2 separate regions of the Homo sapiens genome follow, and region 2 is linked to region 1. Evidence: read pairs that join two places in POLR2A ChIA-PET (ENCODE). Cell type or tissue: OCI-LY7. All regions are shown on one strand. Each heading gives the region's core, and the rest is flanking DNA. Links, peaks and the distances in the headings are about the cores only. Region 1 overlaps LMTK2 (lemur tyrosine kinase 2). Region 2 has its middle 39 kb from the start of OCM2.

The links. Peaks named below come from ENCODE experiments on the same cell type or tissue, not always from the same donor. Only the 100,000 strongest peaks of a DNase experiment are listed, where the experiment ranks them.
Region 2: POLR2A ChIA-PET joins it to region 1 with 6 read pairs; 4 of 35 experiments call an interaction of 5 or more read pairs at or near these places.

What each region holds. Positions count from the first base shown.
Region 1 is chr7:98,129,194-98,137,524 of GRCh38, forward strand. It overlaps LMTK2 (lemur tyrosine kinase 2), which reads left to right. Exons shown (of 14, transcript NM_014916.4): 2 at 8,122-8,249. Among named protein-coding and RNA genes, the nearest start is that of LMTK2, 26 kb to the left of the region's middle. RefSeq lists enhancers at 3,198-3,698, 4,258-4,307. In OCI-LY7, for the core only: a CTCF peak has its summit at 8,128 (motif pointing left); a DNase peak (open chromatin) is centred at 4,158.
Region 2 is chr7:98,024,691-98,033,021 of GRCh38, forward strand. No RefSeq gene overlaps it. Among named protein-coding and RNA genes, the nearest start is that of OCM2, 39 kb to the left of the region's middle. In OCI-LY7, for the core only: no CTCF peak of the experiment used is centred there; no DNase peak of the experiment used is centred there.

The sequences.
Region 1 (8,331 bases), core at 204-8,203:
CCCACCTCAGCCTCTCGAGTAGCTGGGACTACAGGCTCATGCCACCACGCCCGGCTAAGTTTTTGTATTTTTTTGTAGAGACCCAGGCTGGTTTTGAACTCCTGAGCTCAAGCACTGGGATTACAGGCATGAGCCGCCGTACCTGGCCCATAAGTTTATTCAGTTTTGTTTTGTTTTGTTTTGTTTTGTTTTGTTTTGTTTTGTGATAGGGTCTTACTTTGTTGTCCAGGCTGGAGTGCAGTGGTGTGATCGTAGCTTACTTCAGCCTTGACCTCCTGTGCTCAGGTGAGCCTCCCAAGTAGCTGGGACTACAGGTGTGTGTCACCGTACCTGGCTGATTTTTCACACTTTTTGTAGAGATGATGTCTCACTATGTTGCCCATGCTGGTCTTGAACTCCTGGGCTCAAGTGATCCTCCTACCTCAGCCTCCCAAAGCACTGGGATTACAGGCGTGAGCCACTGTGCCTAGCTCGTAAGTTTATTCTGTGATCCGGTAGGTTGGTTATGGTTTCTTTCTGTTGTTGTTGTTTTTCCTGTTTCGTTCCCTTGCTTGCTTATTTTCCCTCGCTTGCTCATGCCCCTTCATCGCTCTCTAACTTTTTTCCCTTTTTCTTACCCCGACTTCTACCTGAATGCTAGGCGCTGGGCTAGGCTCTGGGGAGTCATTGGTGGATTATACAAGCCTGGCCCGTGACCCCATTCAGCTTGCAGCCTAGTGGGGAAGGCATATGGGCATTTGCAACATGGAGTGACAGATTCCATGGGCCGATGCACGGTAATTGGGGGTGCACAGGCAGGGACTCCAACCGCGGGCCTCAAGGATGGTTTCTGAGTTGAGCTCTGATGGGCAGGGATGAATGAATGGTGGGGGCAGGGGAGCATGTCATGTTAGCGTCTCTGGGTGGTGGAAGATATGAGAATGAATTGGCAGAAGATCCATCTGGAAGGATGGAGAGAGGGTCATCATAGCTCATAGTAGAGAGCTGGCGGGGAGTGATGGAGTCGGGGCTGGGAGGTCAGAAGTAGCCAGGCAACGTTGGATGCTGAAGCCTTATGAAGGAATTTTGCCATTAGGTTAAAGATGGCGAGAAGCTGGGGGTACAAAATTCATCAAATAGGAAAGGATATAGCACCTTTGTGCTATACCAACAAATAGGAAAGGATATAGCACACTCTGTCCCCCAGCCACTCTGTTTCTGTCCTTGCAGGTAGCTGCTGTTATATGTGCACCTACTGGTCTTTGGCTCTTCTTTGTTTTTCCTTGTTTTCATTTAAGCATCTGTCCTAGAGATGGGTTGGATGGTGTTCCCCCTAAATTCATACGTGGAAACCCTAACCCCAGTGCCTCAGAATGGGACCTTATTTGGAGAGAGGGTCTTTACGGGGATGATCAAGTGAAAATGCGGTCATGAGGGTGGGCCTAATCCAGTGTGACTGCTGTCCTTATATATAGGAAGAGGAAATTTGGACACAGACACACGTAGAGGGGAGATGATGGGAAGAGACTTAGGGAAAAGGCAGCCAGCTGCCAGAAGCAAGGAGAGGCCTAGAACAAACCCTGCCACCACAGCCCTCAGAAGGAGCCCATCCTGCTGCCACCTTGATCTTGGACTTGGAGCTTCCAAAACTAGAGAATAAATTTTGGTTATTTGAGTCACCCAGTTTGTGATACTTGATTATGACAGCCCTAGCACGTTAATGGCCATATCAAGAGTAGGCAAGAATATGGATTATAAATTATGATATCTGCTTTCTTCCATTTAAACTTTTAAATTCATTTAATAAATGAAAGCTTCAAGCATGCAAGACATAGATACTGTAATGAATTCCCACACAGCTTCCACCCAGCCTGAATTAGCTGCAGCCCATCTTTCTTCATGCTGCCCCCGTCCACTTTCTCCACGCCCTCGTGCTGTTTGGAAGCAAATTCCAGACATCATTAAGTAGGTCACTATCTCCAAAAGATAAGGACTACATTTAAAAACAAGCACATGACCATTATCACTCCAAGGAGAAATGAATTACATTTTCTTAATATGGTCAGTTAGTGTTCAGATTTCCAATAGCCTGAAATGTCATAGTTTTTAAAATAGGTTGAATCATGATTCAAATAACATCCATATGTTGGAATTGGTGGGTAGGTCGTTTAAGTCTTTTAATGTTTGCCACTCTCCCTCTCTTCATCTCTTTCTTTTTTACATTTTCCTAGGCTTTTCTCCCCAAGTGTTTTTCACAGCCTGTGTTTTGCTGATTACATTCTTGTGGTGGTATTTCACATGTCTCGCTATTCATAATGTTTCCTATACATTGACATTTGGATCTAGGTGGTTGATTAGATTCAGGTTTGATATTGTTTTTGTTTGCTTGTTTTGGGCAGTACTGTTGCATAGGTGGTGATGTGTTTTTCTGTCAGGAGATAATGTCTGTCTTTCTGTGTTATCAGCTATTGATATAAATTTCATGTGTCATAAAATGTTATTTTGGATTAAAAATACGATTTAAAAACGTGAATTCTTAATTATTCTTAGCTTTCAGGCCATACCAAAACAAAAACTGTGGGCAGGATTTCACCCAGTGGCCACAGTTTCCTGATCCCTATTACCCGAAGAGAGCAGCTGCTTAGACCACAGGGGTACCAAAGTTCAATGTTACAAAACTGTGATACATTGTTTTCTAAGGTAGTTGTGACACCAGCAGTGAATAAGCAGCTCTACTTCCTGAACCGAGGTCTTTACATTAGCAGTTCACTTTAAAAGAAACCAGGGCTCTTTGGGGAAATGATTGATAGGAGGTTTGAAACAGAAACTATAAAAGATGAGCCTGGAACAACCCAGGGAACAAGAACTCCACCCAGGCCTGCCGGGACCCTGTGGGAGGGCTTGGGAGCAAACCGCTTTAGAGGCCCTGCTTGCCAAAGACAGGACAATGGGAGTGTCAATCAGAACAACCACAACGGATGGAAGCCTGTGGGTGCTTTAAATCCATTAGCTCATGATGATACCACAAAACAGTGACAGCAGCTCTCTGAACTGGTCACTGCCAGAGGATGCTAGTGAACCAACTTTTTTTTTTTTGAGACGGAGTCTCACTCTGTCGCCCAGGCTGGAGTGCAGTGGCGCAATTTTGGCTCACTGCAACCTCTGCCTCCTGGGTTCAAGCAATTCCCCTGCCTCAGCCTCCCGAGTAGCTGGGACCACAGGCGCGCGGCACCACGCCTGGCTAATTTTTTGTATTTTAGTAGAGACGGGATTTCACCATGTTGGTCAGGATGGTCTCAATCTCCTGACCTTGCGGTCCCCCGACCTTGGCCTCCCAAAGTGCTGAGATTACAGGCGTGAGCCACCGCACCCAACCACCAACTCATTTTTTAAAAACTGGCAAAGAGAAAGATTGAAGTATCTAGTCTGCCTTTTCCTTATGACTTGAACCACTGGGTAACCAAATAGTAAATGTGAGGAAATTTCTCTTTATAAAAGCATATCCACTAGTGACTGAACAAGGAATGACAACATTAGGATATCCAGCATTTTGTAATCCCTAATGGATCTAAATATTGATCATCATTTCTTTTTATCTGTGGCCTTTAATTTTTTTTTTAATTGAATCCCAAAATGGCTTCACAGACAACTCTTTAGTTAATTACATATGGGTCCAGTTTCATCTGAGGTTCTAGAGATCGTGAATCAGATAATTGGGCTGGAGTTATAATGGTTGAATTAATAGGTGGTATTCCTGGCTTACCTTGAGTCATTACTGAGAAATTGCATTCTCCAAATTACCTGTCTCTAAAACAGATAATATGTACCTACCTCTTAGAGTTTCTCAAGTTTTCTGCTTATTGAATCAAGTTCTAGGTAGCTATTAAAATGCTTTGAAAACTATTAAATGAAAACTCACAGAATGTGCTGTAGACATGCCGGGTGTTTTTTAATCAGTGTCTTGGGGAAAGCATACGTATTCCGCCAGACCTCATGTGGTGCTTGCTCTCAATTTGTGATGGGAAAAGCTGCCTAAATGTATGGTGATGCCTGTTCTTGATGTTGTTTGGTAGATGACTGGCTCGACGTATGCCCTTCTCAGTGCTGTAGGCTGCATGTTAAAGCTGCCTTTCTTTATCAGGTTCTAACAGCTGCAGTCAGGAACTGTGTCAGGGACTGGTTTCTAGTTTGACCACGGCGGTATAGGGATTTTATTTGTGGTTCCTCAAGTCTAGAATTTACTTCCTCTCTGTGGTTTCTGCAAACCCATCTCACCTTCCAGCCTATGTTTGATTTCCTCATTTTATGGAAGTTTTTTTTTTTCATTGCTAAATAGAGTTTTTTTTTATAGCACAGTGCTTTTGGATTCATCAAAAGAAAAATACTTTAAAGTTTTAAAAAGGGGTAACTAAAAATGTCTACTTGAAGCTACCTAGTCAATTTCTGAGGCAGTAGTTTTAATGGGACTGTTAGATACTGAGGTTGAGTAAGTGTGGTTCACACTGAGGAAATCTAAGGGAGAGTAGGTGCCCTGCAGACCCTAGCAGAAGTAAGTGTAGCAGAGAGCTAGGGCAAAGCGTGGCATAGTTCATTGGTCTTAACCTGGTTATACTCTTCATACCTATCTAGTGACTCACAGAGGACACTTTCATGAATCAGATAATTAGGCTGGCATTCATACAGTCCTTATCCAGTTCTGTAATAAATAAGTAGTTTGTGATGCTTAAAAAAACAAAACAAAAACTCTGGGTGCAAGAGAGGAAAAAGTAAGTCAAGATCAGCTATGTGGAGTTTGAGGAAGTATAAACTACCCTAATTAATGACAGACTTGGGTTCAAAGGACAGTGGGCTGTTTTTAAGTGTTAAAGGTTAACCACATAGAGGCAGAGCAGTGGGGTTTCAAGGAAAGCGAGGGAGCTTGCACCCAGCACACCTAAACTCAGTCTGGCCTGCCACTGTCCCACCTGGGTTCATGGGCATATCAGTTTCTTCATCTGTGACGTGGAGCTGGTCGTATTACCTCAGAGGTATTGTGACAGCCAAATGAAATAATGCTGTATTTTATCAAATGTCAGATGAGGTTGATGATAAGTCACACCCTTAGTTTTGTACCATTAAAAAGAAGAAATGCTGCCAGTTAAGCTAACTTGAAGTGTGAGATGCACCTGAAATTCAGAGATGCAGTGGACAAACTGTGTGTTATTTTTTCTTTTTATTCTCCCTTACAATCCAAATGCGTCTTTAAAAACAATCAATAAAAAACAGTGTACGTGAAAGCGCTTTGCTTTCCTCAGGAGTCAAATTTAATTTTTATTATGTGCATCGGGAGTGAAGCACAGTTCTTCAGAAATAATTCCAGCAGTCTGGCGCAGTGGCTCATGCCTGTAATCCCAGCGCTTTGGGAGGCTGAAGTGGGTGGCGCACTTGAGCACAGGAGTTCAAGACCAGCCTGGACAACATAGTGAGACTCCCATCTCTCAATAGAAAAAAAAAAAAAAGAAGAAGAAATTCCAGTGGGGAAGCACAGGCTTCTTGTCTGGATGAGTGAACAGCTCACTGCAAGGAGGAAGAGAAGAAAATCATCCTTCTTGGTCTTCATAAGAATTGGCTCTCAGTGCCTCAAGCTCCTCACTTAGTTTAGGTTTTCCAAATGGACACAAGTGTGTCTGTGGTTAGGGAGTTCTTGTTCTCATTGAAAGTTGACTTCCTCCAGATTGGTTTCAAGAGGAAGCACCGAGTTACCTCCTGTGTTAAATGTATGGGCTTTCCTCTGTTTTAGACTTTGTTGATTTAGAACTCGGAGATTCTCAACACCCCTTGGTTAACTGTATTATTCTTAAGCACAGACTGAGCCCGCATGTAACAATGGTGTTTCAGCATTGCTTTCACAAAGGGACCTTTTGTTATTGAAAAAGAACTTAGTTCTGTTTGCAGTTCATTTTAGACTTCCCTGATCTTCACTGAAGCTTATTTTAGATTCAAGAATGTGTTTTGCTCACCTAGGAGTTTGGGTTAGTTTTTCCTCTCTTCAAGTACCCTAGCTTCATTTAAGAAAAAAATAACCTCATTAATTTATCTCTCTGCCTTCCTTTTGGTGCATTTGAACACTTAATTAGCCATAGATGAGGATTTATTTTTATTTTTTATTTTTATTTTTTGAGACAGGGTCTTGCTCTGTCACCCAGACCGGAGTGCAGTGATGTGCTCACAGCTCACTGCAGCCTCCTCCTCCTGGGCTGAAGCCATCCTCCCACTCAGGCTCCTGAGTGGCTGGGACTTCAGGCACGTGTCACCACGCCCAGCTAACTTTTATTTTTATTGCTATTTTTTGTAGATATGGAGTCTCATTTTGTTGCCCAGGTTGGTCTCAAACTCCTGGGCTCAAGCGATCCTCCCACCTTGGCCTCCCAAAGTGCTGGGATTACAGGCATGCTCACTGTGCCTGCCATAGATGAGGATTTTAAGGAAAAGTTTATTTCTCAGTAAAACTCCAGTAGCTGAGACTTTAATAGTTTGCTCTAACAAAGAAAAGGTTCACAACTATCCTAGTTGAATAATATGTTTTCCGGATAATGAAGAACTTGCTAAAAATAAGATGTAAAAATCTTTATGCTCTAGATAGGGATGGGAAAAGGCCAGGCGGTAAAATATTTTAGGCATTGTGGCTCACAGGCAGTATCCTTGGCATATTCTTTTTTTTTTTTAAACAGCCCCTTAAAGATGTAGAAATCATTCTTTGCTGGAGAGTCAGGGGAGGCCCCCCACGCAACAGCAGGCCTCAGGCTGTAGTCTGCAGGCCGCCTCCCTCCCTGCTTATCATGACCAGAGCTCCTTGGAGCAATGGCTGGTTCTCAAGCAGAGTAGGGAAAATATGAGGAGCCTGGAGCTTCCTGTCGTGCCCGGAAGTAAGGAAGAGTTGGAGAAAAAGGGAAGGATGGGGCATGCCAAAAAGATCCAGTAGTCACCTTGGTAGAGCTCCCAGTGACAAGGCTGGAATCGTTGGAGCCACAAAATAAGTGATGATGACTTTGGATTACAGCCCGGAGAATAAATATCCGTGAGTCCATAAGTATATACATGACTGAATAAAATAAATAAGGGGAGGAGAGGGGACCAATCTTCCTTACAGAATTCCAAATAACAAATGTAGAAGAAATGAGGGAAATAGAAAATCACCTTCCAAACATCACAGTAGTAATTGCTGTAGGCAAGATGCCCTGACAGATGCAGAAAACTGGTGTGCAAGACCTGAAGGAGAAACAGGCAGTTGCATAGCCTCAAAGTTTCTTCCCCTGATATTACTAATTACTGGAGGGTTTTTAACCTGTGTCTACAGACTCTACTACTCCTCCCTCCAGGAAGTACAGCTTACGTCCGTTCCCTGTGGGCCAGCATTGCTTTCGAGGAATAGAGTATGAGAAGGGAAAGGTAGGCCTGCAGTGGGTTGGTGACGCCTGGTGGGAGCCACCTGGCCCATGGGATCAAAGTCACCTCACCAGGCATAGGTCATGCGCCCTGCTGTGCAAGCAGGACAGTTCACCCCACTGGAATTCTCTAACTCCTTCCCAGGTAGCCACAACCTTGGTCTAATCCTGAGAAGACATTGGGTGGCCCAGATTGAGAGACATTCCACAAAATAACTGACCAGCACTCTTCAAAAGTGTCAAGAGTTATGAAATGCGAGGAAAGACGAGAAGCTGTCAGAGACTGGAGGAGCTGAGGGGCATGTGGTGATTAAATGCAACGTTGGTAGTTTGGATTGAGTCTGAAAAGAAAAAAGGACTAAAGTGGAGAAAACAGTAAAATCCGAATAAAGCCTGAAGTTCACTTCATAGCCTTGTTACCAGTGTTACTGTCCTAGTTTTGATCAGCATACTGTGGTAATGTACGATGTTAGCATTAGTGGAAGCTGGGTGAAGGCTGTATATGAACTCTCTGTATTGTCTCTGTAACTCCTCTGTAAATCTAAATTATTTCAAAGAAACAGCAGCTTCTTATCCTGGATGGATCATCAGCTTTTTCTCGAGCATTATTTTATTAACCCTTACACCCATTTGTATGTAGAGGAAAATATATTGATTCACTAATTAAAGTTGATTTTGGAATGTACATGTTTTTAATATTATTTATCTCTCTTTCCAGGGGAGGCGCCACCTGCTGCAGAAGTTTCCTCATCTTTTGTGATCCTGTGTGTGTGCAGTTTAATAATATTAATAGTGTTAATTGCAAACTGTGTATCCTGCTGTAAGGACCCAGAAATAGACTTTAAGGTGAGCACAGAGGGTAGGAACATTTAAAATGGTCTTCCAATATGTTTTTCAATAGAATAACTGGATAGCACAGTCCTTTGGG
Region 2 (8,331 bases), core at 266-8,265, 100 kb before region 1:
TTATTTTTTGAGACGGAGTCTTGCTCTGTTGCCCAGGCTGGAGTGCAGTGGCATGATCTCGGCTCACTGCAACCTCTGCCTCCTGGGTTCAAGCGATTCTCCTGCTCAGCCTCCCGAGTAGCTGGGATTACAGGCGTGCATCACTATGCCCGGCTAATCTTTGTATTTTTAGTATAGATGGGGTTTCACCATGCTGGCCAGGCTGATCTCAAATTTCTGAACTCAAGTGATCCACACGCCTCGGCCTCACAAAGTGCTGGGATTACAGGTGTGAGCCACTGTGCCCAACCGCCAAACTCGATCTCTATCTCTCTCTCTCTCAGAGTCTCTCTCTGTCACACACACACAAACACACACACACGCACATACACACAGAGATACCCATGATATACACACAACCCTCATTTTTCACCATTTGGAAGTTCGATGTCCAATTGAGAGCAGTGACTCCCCTTGCCAATTCCAGGAAATAAAACTAAGCACAGATTGCCAGCTCACTGCGTGTCCGTGGCCTCATGTCTTTTTGGGAAGTGGCCTCTGTCTCTGGAGCAGGGAGAGCATACAAAGTGTTTCACTTCACTGGGCATTGTGGCTCATGCCTGTAATCCCAGCACTTTGGGAGGCCAAGGTGGGCAGATCACGAGGTCCGGAGATCGAGACCATCCTGGCTAACACGGTGAAACCCCGTTTCTACTAAAAATACAAAAAGCTGGGCGTGGAGGCGGGCGCCTGTAGTCCCAGCTACTCGGGAGGCTGAGGCAGGAGAATGGCGTGAACCCAGGAGGCAGAGCTTCCAGTGAGCCGAGATCTTGCCACTGCACTCCAGCCTGGGCAACACAGCAAGACTCTGTCTCAAAAAAAAAAAAAAAATCAGCCAGGTGTTGTGGTACGTGTCTGCAGTCCCAGCTGCTTGGGAGGCTGAGGTGGGAGAATCGCTTGAACCTGGGAGGCAGAGGTTGCAGTGAGCTGAGATTGCACCACTGTACTCCAGCCTGGGCAACACAGCAAGACTCTGTCTCAAAAAAATAAATACATAAATAAAAATGCTTAAACATTTGAGAAGAATCAAGCCCGGAAGGGACCATAAGGACTCCCCACACAGGAGGACGCGTGCCTCAGGGCACTCGGGAATCAGTACTGTAGTGACATCTAAATCTGTACTCAGGAAGCAAGTCAGTCCTAACACCAGAGCAGCTTCAGATTAAAAAATACAAATCAACTGGACGCAGTGGCTCACATTTGTAATCCCAGCACTTTGGGAGGAAGAGGCAAGAGGGTTGCTTGAACCCAGGAGTTTAACACCAGCCTGGGCATCATAGTGAGCGTTCATCTCTCCAAAAAAAAAAAAAAGAGCCAAGTGCGGTCCCAGTCACTCAGGGGGCTGAAGTGGGAGGGTCACTTGTGCCCAGAAGTTGGAGACTGTAGAGAGCTATGATTGCGCCACTACACTCCAGCCTGGGCGACCGAGCAAGACCCTGTCTCTAAAAAAATAAGAAAGAATAGTCTGGGTGCAGTGGCTCACACCTGTAACCCCAGCATTTTGGGAGGCCAAGGTGGGCAGATCACAAGGTCAGGAGTTCGAGACCAGCCTGGCCAATATGGTGAAACCCCGTCTCTACTAAAAATATAAAAAAATTAGCCAGGCGTGGTGTCGGGCACCTGTAGTCCCAGCTACTCAGGAGGCTGAGGCAGGAGAATCGCTGGAACCCGGGAGGCAGAAGTTGCAGTGAACTGAAATCGCGCCACTGCACTCCAGCCTGGGTGACAGAGTGAGACTCCATCTCTAAATAAATAAATAAATAAATAAATAAATAAATAAATAAATAAACTGAGTCTCAGAGGGATTAGATTGCCTGCCCTGGGCCACAGAACTAGCTGTAATCATGGTCCCGAGTCTTTGTGTTGGGAGAAATATTAGTTTGGAAGCTCAGTTTCCTCCTCTGCCCCCCAGGTGGACCTGACCTGACTCATGTGTGCAAATGAAGGCATCTCCCTGCGTGCCCACATTTGTCGAGCCCTTTCTTTCCTTCCCCCTTCCTTTTAAAGATGTCTTGTCTTGGGCTGGGCGCAGTGGCTCACGCCTGTAATCTCAGCACTTTGGGAGGCTGAGGCGGGCGGATCACTTGAGGTCAGGAGTTCGAGACCAGCCTGGCCAAAAGGGTGAAACCCCGTTTCTACTAACAATACAAAAATTAGCCGGGCATATGGTGGTGCATGCCTGTAATTTCAGCTACTCAGGACGCTGAGACGGAAGAATCGCTTGAACCCGGGAGGTGGAGATTGCAGTGAGCTGAGATCACGCCACTGCACCCCAGCCTGGGCAACAGAGCAAGACTCTGTCTCAAAAAAAAAAAAAAACATTTTTGAGGAAAGGCAGAAGCATTGGAAGAAATTATAAGAAAACATAAAAATAATTATCCATAATTCCTTCAACTAGGTAAAACCACTATAAATGTTTGCCTAGCGCCTTCCAGTGTTTTTCTGTACACACACAAATATGCACAGACCAAAAACTATATACTTTTAAAAATGTAAAGACTTTATTTGCCAGGTAGGGTTTTAGAAAGTTGAAACTAATTCATTCTCTAACCGTGTATGAGAGTATGTTCCTCCTGCACCTTCATCAAATATTCGTGTTCCTTTTGTTAAATTATGCATATGTTTTCCTAGTGCAGTTTCCCTTTTCTTGCATTAAGTGGCAGTTCTCTAATACTTTTTTTTTTTTTTTTTTAGAGACAGGGTCTTGCTATGTCACCCAGGCTGAAGTGCAGTGGTGCGATCATAGCCATTGCAGCCTTGAACTCCCAGGCTCAAGGGATCCTCTAGCGGCAGTGTCCCAAGTAGCTGGGACTACAAGTGCGTGTCACCATGCCTGGCTTCCTGATACTTTTTCTGCTTTCCTGCCCCAGATTTGCAATCCAGGCAGAAAGAAAATCTCCACTGGATCCCACGGACAAAGACGCCCCATCTTGGGGAGCTGGAGTCATGAATGTCAGTGTGCACACACACACACACACACACACGGAAAGAGAGAGAGAGAGAAAGCAAGAAAGAGAGAAGTAAGGAAGAAGGAGAGAGAAAGAAAGAAGAGAAAGGAAAGAGAAAGAGACAAAAGAAAAGGAAAGAGAAAGGAAGAAAGAAAAGAAAAAAAGGAAAGGGGGCAGAAGGAAGGAAGAAGGGGAAAGAAGAAAGAAAGGAAAAGAAAGAAAGAAAAGAGAAAGAGAGAAAGGAAGAAAGGAAGGAAAGAAGGAAGGAAGGAAGGAAAGAAGGAAGGCAGGCAGGCAGGCAGGCATGCAGTCCAGCCAGGCGCGGTGGCTCACGCCTGTAATCCCAGCATTTTGGGAGGCAGAGGCGGGTGGATCACAAGGTCAGGAGATCGAGACCATCCTGGCTAACACGGTGAAACCCCGTCTCTACTAAAAATACAAAAAATTAGCCAGGTGCGGTGGCGGGCACCTGTAGTCCCAGCTACTAGGGAGGCTGAGGCAGGAGAATGGTGTGAACCCGGGAGGCAGAGCTTGCGGTGAGCCGAGATCGCACCACTGCACTCCAGCCTGGGTGACAGAGCAAGACTCCGTCTCAAAAAAAAAAAAAAAAAAGGAATGAAAGGAGGGAAGGAGGGAAGGAGGGAGGGAGGGAGGGAGGCAGGCATCCTCTTGTGGACTGTTTTTTTACTTTGTTGGTTTTCTCCACCGGAATACTACATTGTGAGTTGCCACAGTTACTCACCTTTGGCTCTGCCTCAGTGGCGACCCATGGAGTGATGTTCCAAATGCCTACTCTGCAAACAGTCCTGATTGTGCAGTGAGCAGCACTACAACTACATCAATGTAGTTGATTGATGGATGTCATTTAAAGACAGAAATGTGTGCAGAGGTGAGTGCAGAAGGGTGAAGGGGACTTCCAGGCACAAAACCTTGAGATCCATCCTAATCCTTCACCAACGACTCGAATTTTTTTTTTTTTATTTTTGTGGGTACATAGTAGGTGTATATATTTATGGGGCACATAAGACATTTTGATACAGGCATGCAATGTATAATAATCACATCGGGGGGCCGGGCGCAGTGGCTCACACCTGTAATCCCAGCACTTTGGGAGGCCGAGGCGGGTGGGTCAGGAAGTCAGGAGTTCGAGACCAGCCTGACCAACATGGTGAAACCCCGTCTCTACTAAAAATACAAAAATAAGCCGGGTGTGGTGGCCCATGCCTGTAATCCCAGCTACTCGGGAGGCTGAGGCATGAGAATTGCTTGAACCCGGGAGGCAGAAGTTGCAGTGAGCTGAGATAGTGACACTGCACTCCAGCCTGGCCAACAGAGCAAGACTCCGTCTCAAAAAAAATCATATCAGGATAAATGGGGTATCCATCTCCTCAAGCGCTTATCCTTTGTGTTACAAACAATCCAGTTATACTCTTTTAGTTATTTTAAAATGCACAATTCCTATTGACTGTAGTCACCCTGTGGTACTATCAAATACAAGGTCTTATTCATTTTTTCTAACTATTTTTTGCACCCATTAACCATCCCCTCTTTCACCCGCCCCTGCCACCTACCCTTCCCAGCCTCTGGTAACCATCCTTCTATTCTCTATCTCCATGAGTTCAATTATTTTATTTTGTTTTAATTAATTAATTAATTTCTTAGATGGAGTCTTGCTCTGTCGCCCAGGCTGCAGTCCAGTGGCACGATCTCGGCTCACTGCATCGTTCACCTCCCAGGCTCAGGCCATTCTCCTGCCTCAGCCTCCCAAGTAGCTGGGATTACAGGCGCGTGCTACCATGCTCGGCTAATTTTTGTATTTTTAGGAGAGACAGGGCTTCACCATGTTGGCCAGGCTGGTATTGAACTCCTGACCTCAAGTAATACACCTGCTTCAGCCTCCCAAAGTGCTGGGATTACAGGCGTGAGCCAGCGCGTCTGGCCTGAGTTCAATTATTTTTAATTTTTAGCTCCCATGAATAAGGAAGAACATGCAAAGTGTGTCTTCCTGTGCCTGGGTTATTTCACTTAACAGAAAGAACTTTGCTTCCATCCATGTTGTTGCAAATGACAGAATCTCATTCTTTTTATGGCTGAATAGTACTCCATTGTGTATAAATACCGCATTTTCTTTATCCGTTCATCTGTCAATGGACACTTAAGTTGCTTCCAAATCTTGGCTACTGTGAACAGTGGTGCAATAAACATGAAATGCAGAGATCTCTTTCATAGACTGATTTCCTTTCTTTTGGGGATAAATCTAGCAGTGGGATTGCTGGATCGTGTCATAGCTGTATTTTTAGTTTTTTGAGGAACCTCCAAACTGTTCTCTATAGTTGATGTACTAATTTACATTCCTACCAAGAGTGTATGAGGGTTCCCCCTTTTCCACAACCTTGCCAGCATTTGTTATTGCCTGTGTTTTGGATAGAGCTGGAATTTTTTTTTTTTTTTTTGAGGTGGAGTTTCGCTCTGTCGCCCAGACTGGAGTGCAGTGACACGATCTCGGCTCACTGCAACCTCTACCTCCTGGGTTCAAGCGATTGTCATGCCTCAGCCTCCTGAGTAGATGGGATTACAGGCATGTGCCACCACGCCCGGCTAATTTTTGTATTTTAGTAGAGATGGGGTTTCACAATTTTGGTCAGGCTGGTCTCGAACTACTGACTTTGTGATCCGCCTGCCTTGGCCTCCCAAAGTGCTGGGATTACAGGTGTAAGTTACCACACCTGGCTGGGAATTTTTTTTTTTTTTCTAAGACAGAGTCTCGCTCTGTCGCCCAGGCTGGAGTGCAGTGGCACCATCTCGGCTCACTGCAAGCTCTGCCTCCCGGGTTCACGCCATTCTCCTGCCTCAGCCTCCTGAGTAGCTGGGACTACAGGCGCCCGCCACCACGCCCTGCTAATTTTTTGTATTTTTAGTACAGACAGGGTTTCACCGTGTTAGCCAGGATGGTCTCGATCTCCTGACCTCGTGATTTGCCCACTTCGGCCTCCCAAAGTGCTGTGATTACAGGCATGAGCCACCACGCCTGGCTGGGGTTTTTTTTTTTTTTTAATAGGATAGATTATGTACATTTATTCAGGAAGATATAATATCAAATATCCTCTTCCATTGAAGTAAAAGTATCTATGTCTAGAACAGTCATCACAAACAGGCTTTTTAAAAAAAAAAAAAAAAAGAAAAGAAAGAAAGAAAGAAACAGGGACTCACTATGTTGTCCAGGCTGGTCTCAAACTCCTGGACTCAAGTTGTCTTCCCACCTCAGCCTCCCAAAATGTTGAGATTACAGGCGTGAGCCACAACACCTGGCATAAACAGGCTTTTTAAAATTTATACAGTATCTCTAGGCACAATTGAATGCTAATAGCAAACCAAAGCAACCCTTCAGATTTACAAGCCTAGCCACAAATAGCAAAGAAGTGCTCTCAATATCCACCCCCCAGCCTATAAACTTGCTGTAATTCACAAAGAGAATCTGATGAAAGATGTCTACATTAATAACAATAATATCTAGAATTTATTGAGTGCTTCACTGCATGTCAGATACTGGGCATCTATTGCATGGAACAGCTTCTATTTTTATCTATTTTATGAATGGACTCTCTGAAGCTCAATGGCTATTAAAGAGGAGTTAAATGGCTATTCGGTGTCCTGGGGTTGGTAAGTGGCTGAGAAGAGGCTGAGCCTGGGCAGTGTGAGCCCCGGGCCTGTGCTTTTAACCACGTCCCTGTGCTGTCTATTGAGGTGACCCATTCCCTGGTATCCTGTGGTCTTTGCACCAGGGAGGAGGACCTGGGAGTCTGGAAGCCCCACTGTGGGCCTGGATAGGCTTACCTGCCTTCTCAGCCTCAGTTTCCTCATCTGAAAGGAGGGTGGGTCAGAGTGACCTTAGAACATATTGGCCCTGACACCCCCTAGGACCCTCCAATTTTTTGCTTTTTTTTTTTTTTTTAGATATGGGGGTCTGGCTATATTGCCCAGGATGGTCTCGACCTCTTGGCCTCAAGCAATCCTCCTGCCTCGGCCTCCCAAAGTGCTGGGATTACAGGAATGAGCCACTGCGTCCAGCCAACCCTCCACATTTTGGGGTGAGAGCCAACCCCTCACTTTGCAGCTGAGTAGCCTTGATACACTTCGGGGAGACAATAGGGGTCATGGCCATGGCTGGGATGAAATGTAACTAAGGAAGAGTGAGTCTCTGCCCTGGAGTCCCCAGTCTGCCTCTGGTGACACTTAAAACTCAAACCAGGCTGGGCGTGGTGGCTCACACCTGTAATCCCAGCACTTTGGGAGGCTGAGGTGGGCGGATCACCTGAGGTCAGGAGTTCGAGACCAGCCTGGCCAACATGGTGAAACCTTGTCTCTACTAAAAATACAAAAATTAGCTGGGTGTGGTGGCATGCACCCGTAATCCCAGCTACTCAGGAGGCTGAGGCAGGAGAATTGCTTGAACCTGGGAGGTGGAGATTACAGTGAGCCAAGATCGTGCTACTGCACTCCAGGCTGGGCAACAGGGCGAGACTCTGTCTCAAAAAAAAAAAAAAAAAAAAAAAAACCCAAAACACCAAAAACCCAAACCAAGCTGGAGAGGCATCCTTGGAGTCTGGGGATGAGCGAGGCATCCTTAGAAATAGGCCAGGGAAGGAGGGAAGGAAGCCCCACAGTCACAGTGAGGGCCGATTCCTTTGCCAGCCTGTGTGTCCATGCACTGGACCTGGGGACAGGAAATATAATCTTGGCCACACACCAGGTGCTGACTTGCACTGCTGCCCTGCCCGGGAGGCCCCCCAAGCCTAAATCAAGCCCAACACCCAGTCTGGAATTGGACCTTATGGAAGGCAAAGGCATTCTCGGTTTAATCAAGAAAAGTGGATACCTGGACCTCACTGCCACCTCATTGAGCTAATGCTTTAAAAACAGGAGTGAGGTTCACCACCAGCCCTTGGGGAGGATTGGGAAAAGGCTTCTTGCCTCATCATTACGGCTCCTTTCAAATGAAGCTTGGGATATTCACCCCGGGAAGGAGTCGTGCCTGGAAATAGGAGGAGTGCCTCAGACAGCAGGTCTCAGGGTCAATGGGGGGCCCTTCTGTGGAACCCAGAAAGAATGCATCTGGCCGGGCATGGTGGCTCATGCCTGTAATTTCAGCACTTTGTGAGGCCGAGGCAGGTGGATCCCTTGAGGCCAGGAGTTCAAGACCAGCCTGGGTAACATGGTGAAACCCCATGTCTACTAAAAATACAAAAATTAGCTGGGCGTGGTGGTGTGCACCTGTAATCCTGGCTTCTTGGGAGGTTGTGGCATGAGAATCGCTTGAACCAGGGAGGTGGAGGTTGCAGTGAGC